Linked DNA regions of Homo sapiens: region 1 is linked to region 2. Evidence: read pairs that join two places in POLR2A ChIA-PET (ENCODE). Cell type or tissue: HepG2. All regions are shown on one strand. Each heading gives the region's core, and the rest is flanking DNA. Links, peaks and the distances in the headings are about the cores only. Region 1 has its middle 20 kb from the start of ATP5MC1. Region 2 holds the start of SNF8 (SNF8 subunit of ESCRT-II).

Region 1 (4,922 bases), core at 923-4,922, 73 kb after region 2:
GAAAACTGCAATTTGGTTCCACCACATCCTGACTACTACCGTATAGTTTTCTCTGTTCTTTCATTTCCCCCTTCCCCATTCCTTTATTGTACGTAAAGTAACTGGTATATGTGCACAAGCATATTGCATTTTTTTTTTTTAACTAAACAGCCAATGGTATGTTTTGACTGACATCAAGGGGAGACGGGATGGGGAAAAATACTGATTCTGTGAAAATACCCCCTTTCTCCATTAGTGGCATGCTCATTCAGCTCCTATCTTTATATTCCAGTAAGTTATTTTGCTCTCACTGTTTTAACAACAACAACAAAACAACAACAACAACATAAAAATCCTTGCATACCTTGTTCAATTGGAGAATTTTAATGTTTTTCATTTATCATTGTAAAACCAAGGACAATTTTATAACTTTTTTGTACGTAGCTGTTACATGTAGGGTAATCTGTCTTTAAGTAAGGATAAATTACTCTAAAACAAAAAAGAATCCTACATAGTTTTCCCTTCAAGTCAAGCGTCTTGTTGTTTAAATAAACTTCTTGTTTAAAATGAAAAAAAAAAAAAGAAGCTAGATCTCACATTGTGTTCTTACCACAATAAAAACAAAGTTATGACAGATAAGTAGGTAGTCAGCAGAAAAACAAACAAACAAAAAAAAAAAACAAAGAAAAAAGAAAACAAAGTTAACTCAGAAAAAAATAAAAGGAGATTATACACGGCAGATGTGGAACACAACAAAAATAATACTGTTGTTCACTATGTGTTAACAGGGACTGAAGCTGGCTACAGAAAGAATGTCCCAGCAACAAAGAGTGGGAAGCCCTGAGCAAATTGTTAAAAGCTCCTTCTCAGTTTCTTCCCAAGAGAAGTTTTCATCTCAGGGGTGGTCATTTCTGGAGGCAGGGGCCTGCAGGAGACACCTTGGTAACAGGCAGGTCTGTTTGGCTTCCTGAATCCATGACAGTTGATAAGCAAGGCCCCTTCAGATGCTCTGTTGGGCATTGCCTGGAGTGTGTAACCAGATGGAGTGCCTGCATTTCCAAGATCATTTATAGCTGTTTCCTGTACCCGAGTAAATTTTTTATTTTAAAGGTGCCTCCTGGCCTGACCCAAATTTCGGCTTAACATTAGCAGTTACTTCTCTTTGGCTGAGCAGATGAACTGCAAAAACTCCCAGAGTGAAAGAGGGAAGGAGGGTGGGGTTGGGTGAGGTGGCAGGGATGGGTTCCGGAAGATGGGAGGTGGGCCTGGTTCATCACCAGGGCCTCTCTGGTAAACTGGAAGGCCAGGCAGGCTACTGGCAAAGAAAGAGTTACTGACCATCAGCTGAAGGGATGGCAAGCAGTGAAGGAGGCTCTGGCCCAGCAATTCTTATCTTCAGGAAAGTTTAAGAGTCATTGTCACTTGCAGGGAATTTCCTGGACTATGAATTTTATTGCAGAGAGGACAGAATGGCTGGGTGGGAGGAAGTTAGCCTCAGGCTCCACACCCACCCCTCCCATTCCCCCACAGCTGGGTTTGCTGTTTCTCCAAACAATTTAGTGTTAACAACATAAACCCTGGTCCAGCCTGACCTTCTGCAGCTGTGCGGCCTTCAAGTCTTTATCCTTGCTAAGCCTTGGCTCCCTCATCTATAAATGGGCTTAATAACAGCACTTGCTTATAGTAAATGCCGAATATATGTTGGGTTTGAATAATGATGAGGAAAGCTGGGGCCAGAGATTTGCACTGAGGAGAATGAACAGAAATCTGTCCCTGTTCTTCTTCTTCTTCTTTTTTTTTTTTAGACGAGTCTTGCTCTGTATCCCAGGCTGGAGCGCAGTGGTGCAATCTCGGTTCACTGTAACCTCCACTTCCCGGGTTCAAGTGATTCTCGTGCCTCAGCCTCCCAAGTAGCTGGGATTACAGGCACCCACGACCACGCCCAGCTAATTTTTGTATTTTTAATAGAAACGGGATTTCACCATGTTGGTCAGGCTGGTCTCGATCCCTTGACCTCAGGTGATCTGCCCGCCTCGGCCTCCCAAAGTGCTGGGATTACAGGCATGAGCCACCATGCCCAGTCTGTCCCTGTTCTTGGGAGTTGATTAGAGGAACAAGACAGGCATGCATCAAAATAAATGCACTTGGTTGCCTCGTCTAATCAATGGTGCAAAAGCACCAATCTTGAAAACAATTTCTAGTTACACCTTGTAGTATATTTTGGGTTCTTGTTTGTTTGTTTGTTTTGGAGATGGAGTCTTGCTCTGTCGCCCAGGCTGGAGTGCCTTGGCATGATCTTGGCTCACTGCAAACTCCACCTCCTGGTTCAAGCAATTCTCCTGCCTCAGCCACCTGAGTAGCTGGGACTACAGGCACCCACCACCTCGCCCAGCTAATTTTTTGTATTTTAGTAGAGATGGGGTTTCACCCTGTTGCCCAGGCTGGTCTTGAACTCCTGAGTTCAGGCAATCCGCCTGCTTCAGCCCCTCAAAGTGCTAGGATTACAGGCATGAGCCACGGTGCCTGGCCCCTTGTAGTACATTTTGTCTTCCCAGTCTATTTTGAGATGTTATTCAAGTAAATGTGTGTCCCCAGGGCTCCAGCAGGCTCACAGCAGGAAGCAGCAGTCAGGAAGTACAAGGTGGCAAGCAGGACACTGGGTCAGAACGTGTTCTGGACCCACTGGCAGGTGAGGTTTGCTGAATTCTACACAACAGCAGCTACCACGTCCCTGTGTTCTGGAGCCAGGGAAGGCTTCCAGACAGAAGGGGCTTCTCCCTGTAATTTGAGGGAGATTATTGGCTCAGGCAAAGGTGAGAGGGTTTAAAGAGGAAAAAAAGAGAAGAACCGAGCAGCCTCAAGCTGGAGAAAGCCCTGGGGACCTTGTAGAGATCCTCTTCTGGGGACAAAGACCATGAGGGGTCATAGGTGGCAGAGCAGTGCACAACATCCCAGGGAACAGATGTTGAAGATGGATTAGACCCTGACAACGGATGTGAAATATTGACCCAGCGAAAAGTGCCTGGTGTTTGCACAGGCCAAATCAGTGCAGCAACTTCCATGGGAGGAGGGGCCGGAAAGTACCCAGGTCCAAAGGTCACTCTCCACACTCCCACACACTCTCCCAGGGCCCACAAGTCAGTCTCCAGCTCAGGGAGGATTTAAAGGAGGACGCGTGTGTTGGAAATCAAGGCAGGCATTCACGGGCATGCACGCACACATGCACACAGTCTTTTTTCTTTCCTTGAAGGCTCACCTAGTTCTGTTTGTGTTAAAAAAAAAAAAAAGAACACTCACCTAGGCCAGGCATGGTGGCTCACACTTATAATTCCAGCACTATGGGAAGCCAAGGCAGGAGGATCACTTGAGGCCAGTTCAAGCCCAGCTTGGGCCACATAGCAAGACCCTGTCTCTACAAAAATTTTTAAAAAAAAATTAGCCAGGTGTCATGGCATGTGCCTGCAGTCCCAGTTACTCAGGAGGCTGAGGGAGGAGGACTGCTTGAGCCCAGGAGGTCGAGGCTGCAGTGAGCCATGATCACACCACTCCTGCCTGGGTGAGATAGAGTGAGATACCATCTCAAAACCCAAAAAAACTCACAAGCTCACCTATATATAGAAACAACTAGATGTACTGGGTCGTGGTGGTATATGCCTGCAGTCCCAGCTACTCCGAGGCTGAGGTGGGAGGATCACTTGAGCCCAGGAAGTGAAGGTTGCAGTGAAGTATCGTGTCACTGCACTCTAGCCTGGGTGACAGAGTGAAACCCTGACTGAAAACAATGTTTTAAAAAATGGATGGAAATGCTAATAATTGTGTTTGGTTGATGTAACTATACTTTTGTACTTCATGCATTTCAAGTGTTCTTTAATGAGAATAAATTTTTTTAAAGAGAGAAAAAAGCTTATCTGCCTGTCAACATTAAGTTCCTAAAATCAAAGGTTTCTTTCCAGTCCTACCCTACTAGTATTTGACACTATTGAACTCATTTTCTGAAACTATTTCCTTGCTTGGCTTTCAGCCTTCCCATTTTCTCCTGGTTTTTCTTCCCTTCATGGATGGCTTCTGGTCCCCTGCCTGACTCCTAAAGTTAGCATTATTCAGGGTCTGTCCTCAGCCTGCCCTATCTTTTCTCTCCAGATTTGCTCGTCCACTCCCTTGGTTTCAGCTATGCCACTCATGTCAGGAATAACCTGCAGCTCCAACCCAGCTCTTTGCTGAAACATTTATCCCATTGCCTACTGAGTATCCTCACAAGACCCTCAAATTCAGTTAAAACTTGAACTTCCCTCCCTGAAGTTCAAGCCCTGAAGGCTGCTGTTTCTTCTGTGTGTTCTATCTTGATTGGCTGGGTCAGAATCCTAGTAATCATTTATCTGCCCCTACCTTTCTGTAGTGGGTTGAATGGTGCCCTCCCACCCAAAAAGAGATGTCCACACATGCCACCAAGCCTGGCTTTTTCTTTTTTTGTAGATAGGAGTCTTGCCACATTGCACAGGCTTCTCATACCCTTTACATACTGAACAAGTAATGCCTTATATGACAAAAGGTGATTAAGGATCTTGAAGAAAAGACTTATCCTGGATTAGCCAACTGGGCCCTAAATCCAATGACATATGTCCTTATAAGAGGGCACACAGAGCACACACACTGAGGAGAGGCGGCGGCATAGGAAGGAGGCACTGTGGCCATGGAAGCAGGTTTTGGAGTGATGCCACAAGTCAAGGGACACCAACAACCACTGAAAGAATGGACTGTCCCCTACAGCCTCGGGATGGAGCCTTGTCTCTCACTATGACACACTAGAACACTATACCCTCACCTCACACATGGTTGCAATTCCCTCATCTCAACATGCTCTTTGAGATAATTATAGATTCACATGCGGTTTAAGAACTATGGCCGAGTACAGTGCTGGGAGACTTGCAACCTGGGATTCTGAG
Region 2 (4,000 bases), core at 1-4,000:
TATTTTTAGTAGAGAAGGGGTTTCTCCATGTTGGTCAGCCTGGTCTTGAACTCCCGACCTCAGGTGATCCATCCGCCTCGGCCTCCCAAATTGCTGGGATTACAGGCATGAGCCACGACGCCCAGCTGAGTTTTCTTTTCTTTGCTTTTTTTTTTTTTTTTTTTGAGATGGAGTTTCCTTCTGTTGCCCAGGCTGGAGTGTAATGGTGTGGTCTTGGCTCACTGCAACCTCGGCCTCCCGGGTTGAAGTGATTCTCCTGCCTCAGCCTCTCAAGTAGCTGGGATTACAGGTGTGAGCCAACACATCTGTCTACTTTTGCATTTTTTTTAGTAGATAGAGGGTTTTACCATGTTGGCCAGGCTGGTCTCGAACTCCTGACCTCAAGTGATCCACCTGGGTCAGCCTCCCAAAGTGCTGGGATTACAGGCGTGAGCCACCGCGCCCGTGCTACTTTCATTTTCAATAAATCCCTTAATTCCTTCCTTGCTTTGTTTGTGCGTTTTGTCCAGTTGTTTGTGCAAAACCCCAAGAACCTGGAACACCCTCCACCGTTAACATATTTTGGCGAGCCAGCCAGGAGGAAAATGTAAGCCCAAAGTTTGGGATTTATTTTCCCCCTTTTTCCTTTTCCTTTCTACTCCATAAAGGGGAATCTCTCCCTCTCTCTGTCTTCCTTTCCAACCCAGGACCGTTGGTGGGCAGCGCCCAAACATGGAAGCAACTGCAGGTTTTTGGCCATGGCCAGTGAAACTAAGGGGTTTCCATGTGGAGAAGCCTAACTACCACCTCCTGGTTCGCTTAAGGAACCTGGGTCTTTTTCGTTTTTTTCCTTTTTTTTTTTTTTTGAGATGGAGTCACTCTGTCACCGAGGTTGGAGTGCATTGGCAAGATCTCTGCTCACTGCAACCTCTACCTCCCAGGTTCAAGGAATTCTCTGCTACAGCCTCCCGAGCAGCTAGGATTACAGGCACCAGCCACCACGCCCGGCTAATTTTTTGTATTTTTAGTAGAGACGGAGTTTCACCATCTTGGCCGGGTTGGTCTTGAACTCCTGACCTCGTGATCCACCCGCCTCGGCCTCCCAAAGTACTGGGATTACAGGTGTGAGCTACCGCGCCCGGCTACAGATGACTGATTTTATCTCAAACAATGAATAACAATCATAAATGATATTTATTTGTGTGCCAGGCATTGCACTATATAATTTACTGCTTTTTTTTTTTTTTTTTTTTTTTTGAGACGGAGTCTCGCTCTTGTTGCCCATGCTGGAGTGCAATGGCGCGATCCTGGTTAACTGCAACCTCCGCCTCCTGGGTTCAAGCGATTCTTCTGCTTCAGCCTCCCGAGTACCTGGGATTAGATGCGCACCACCACGCCCTGCTAATTTTTTTGTATTTGTAGTAGAGACGGGGTTTCGTCTTGTTGACCAGGCTGGTCTCGAACTCCTAACTTCAGGTGATCCGCCCGCCTCAGCCTCCCGAAGTGCTGGGATTACAGGCTTGAGCCACCGCGTCAGGCCATGAGTAGGTATTATTCTATTTCACTACAGCGGATAGTGAAACATAAAGACATTAAAATAATTTGTCTTAAGTTCCTGGACCATATGTAGTGGAACTGAGCTTTGTAGCCAGGCAATCTGTCTTCAGAGTTCAACTTAACTTCAAGGCGCTTGGTAGTCAGAATCCTTTGTATGTGATTCCAACAGGTTAACTCCTTTAGGGCAGAGGGCTGTTTTATGCTCAATATGGAACCTTGGATGGCCAACACAGCGTGTGGCACGTAGGAGGTGGTCCAGGGGCATTTGATGACCTCCAGGCAGTGGAGAGGCAGTCGAGGAAGACCAGGGCCCCAGGCGCCTACGTGGGTGGAATGCACAAGGTTGGCCTTGGCTGCCGGGGCTCCATGTCCCAGCACTAGCCAAGGAGGGCCTCAGCCGCGCTTGAATACTCGTGCTTTCCTCGCCGCGAGGCTTTGCGAATCTTGGCCACTAGCTAAAGGCGGGGTCGCCGGGCCGGTAGGAACTGGAGACACTCAGCCTCGCGGCAGGAAATGCGGCTCGTGGCTTCCGGCGCGTGCAGATGACGCGCGGCTCGGGCTTCCGCCTTGGGGAGCCGGCGGCGGAGTCCGGGACGTGGAGACCCGGGGTCCCGGCAGCCGGGCGGCCCGCGGGCCCAGGGTGGGGATGCACCGCCGCGGGGTGGGAGCTGGCGCCATCGCCAAGAAGAAACTTGCAGAGGTGAGCAGGAAGAAGGCCGACCCACAACCTGCCCCTGACCCGTGCGAGACTGAATTGTCCCGGAGCAGTGTCCTACCCGTTAATCACCTCCCAACAGAATCTGAGACTGGCTTCTCGGCCCCGGGACACAGAATTTCTCCAGCTTCCGGTGGATTGGCAGCGTTCCCAGATGCCCAGCCCTTTCTCCCATTTACCCAAGTTTAACTACAAATGGGATTCTACTCACAAATCTACAGTCGTCGATTCTACTCCTTCACCCTATCCTTCTCCCTAAGAAAACAATTTACAGAGATCCTCCTCTTTTCATCCCAAAGCTGTGGCAGCACAAATGGGGGAACCCAGCGCCCACTCTGTGTTTTTTTGTTTTGTTTTGTTTTTTGAGACAGAGTCTTGCTCTGTCGCCCAGGTTGGAGTGCAGTGGCGCGATCTCGGCTCACTGCAACCTCCACCTCCAGGGTTCACGCCGTTCTCCTGCCTCAGCCTCCTGAGTAGCTGGGACTACAGGCGCCCACCACCACGTCCGGCTATTTTTTTGTATTTTTAGTAGAGACGGGGTTTCACTGTGTTAGCCAGGATGGCTCGATCTCCTGACCTCGTGATCCGCCCGCCTCGGCGTCCCAAAGTTCTGGGATTACAGGCGTGAGCCACCGCGCCTGGCCTCCAGCGCCCACTCTCTTAACTTATGCTGGTCTCTTTGTCTGACAGGCCAAGTATAAGGAGCGAGGGACGGTCTTGGCTGAGGACCAGCTAGCCCAGGTAAGTCGGTTGGGGGGCCCCAGGCAGGGAGGGAGACCTAACCAGGTCTGGCCAAGACACCTTGGATACGAACTTGATTGTGTAGATTGAACTAGAAATAGGGTGTTTGGCAAATTTTGATTTCTGAGCCGCTGAGATCTTTTAGGTGACTTGCTAATAACAATAATGGCTAACATCTTTGAGTGATTACATGCTTGTAACGTCCCAGGCATTTGTCTATTTTCTTTACATAGACTGTCTTGTTCAATCCTCATTACAGTCCCATAAGGAAGGAACCCTATTATTCTGAGGTGTTTGTTTGTTTGTTTGTTTGTTTTTTGAGGGAGTCTTGCTCTGTTGCCCAGACTGGAGTACAGTGGCACGATCTCGGCTCACTGCAGCCTCCGTTTCCTGGGTTCAAGTGATTCTCCAACCTCAGCCTCCCGAGTAGCTAGAACTACAGACATGCGCCACCACGCCTGGGTAATTTTTGTATTTTTAGTAGAGACGGGTTTCTCCATGTTGGTCAGACTGGTCTCAAATTCTTGACCTCGTGATCCGCCCACCTTGGCTTCCCAGAGTGCTGGAATTAAAGGCGTGAGCCACTGTGCCGGGCCCTAATTTTTGTTATTTTTTTTTGTAGAGGCAGGGTTTCGCCATATTGACCAGGCTGGTCTCAAACTCCTGGCCTCAGGTGATCCACCCGCCTCGGCCTCCCAGAGTGCTGGGACTACAGGCGTGAGCCACCGCGCCCGGCCATATTCTGAGTTTAAAATTGAGAGCCGGGTGCTGTGGCATATGCCTGTAATCCCAGCACTTTGGGAAGCTGAGGAAGGCTGATCACCAGAGGTCCATAGTTCGAGACCAGCCTGGCCAACATGGCGAAACCCCGTCTCTACTAAAAATACAAAAATTAGCCGGGCGTGGTGGCGGGCTCCTGTAGTCCCAGCTACTGGGGAGGCTGAGGTAGGAGAATTGCATGAACCCAGGAGACAGAGGTTGCAGTGAGCCAGGATCATGCCACTGCAC

The links. ChIA-PET counts read pairs that join two places held together with the same protein. Peaks named below come from ENCODE experiments on the same cell type or tissue, not always from the same donor. Only the 100,000 strongest peaks of a DNase experiment are listed, where the experiment ranks them.
Region 1: POLR2A ChIA-PET joins it to region 2 with 9 read pairs; 10 of 35 experiments call an interaction of 5 or more read pairs at or near these places.

The regions. Positions count from the first base shown.
Region 1 is chr17:48,869,918-48,874,839 of GRCh38, reverse strand. It overlaps the pseudogene SUMO2P17. Among named protein-coding and RNA genes, the nearest start is that of ATP5MC1, 20 kb to the left of the region's middle. In HepG2, for the core only: no CTCF peak of the experiment used is centred there; a DNase peak (open chromatin) is centred at 2,989; H3K4me3 peaks cover 477 bases.
Region 2 is chr17:48,942,917-48,946,916 of GRCh38, reverse strand. SNF8 (SNF8 subunit of ESCRT-II) reads left to right here and starts at 2,075. Exons shown (of 8, transcript NM_007241.4): 1 at 2,075-2,236; 2 at 2,942-2,992. The coding sequence starts at 2,183. RefSeq lists a silencer at 2,133-2,362. In HepG2, for the core only: no CTCF peak of the experiment used is centred there; a DNase peak (open chromatin) is centred at 2,046; H3K4me3 peaks cover 2,042 bases.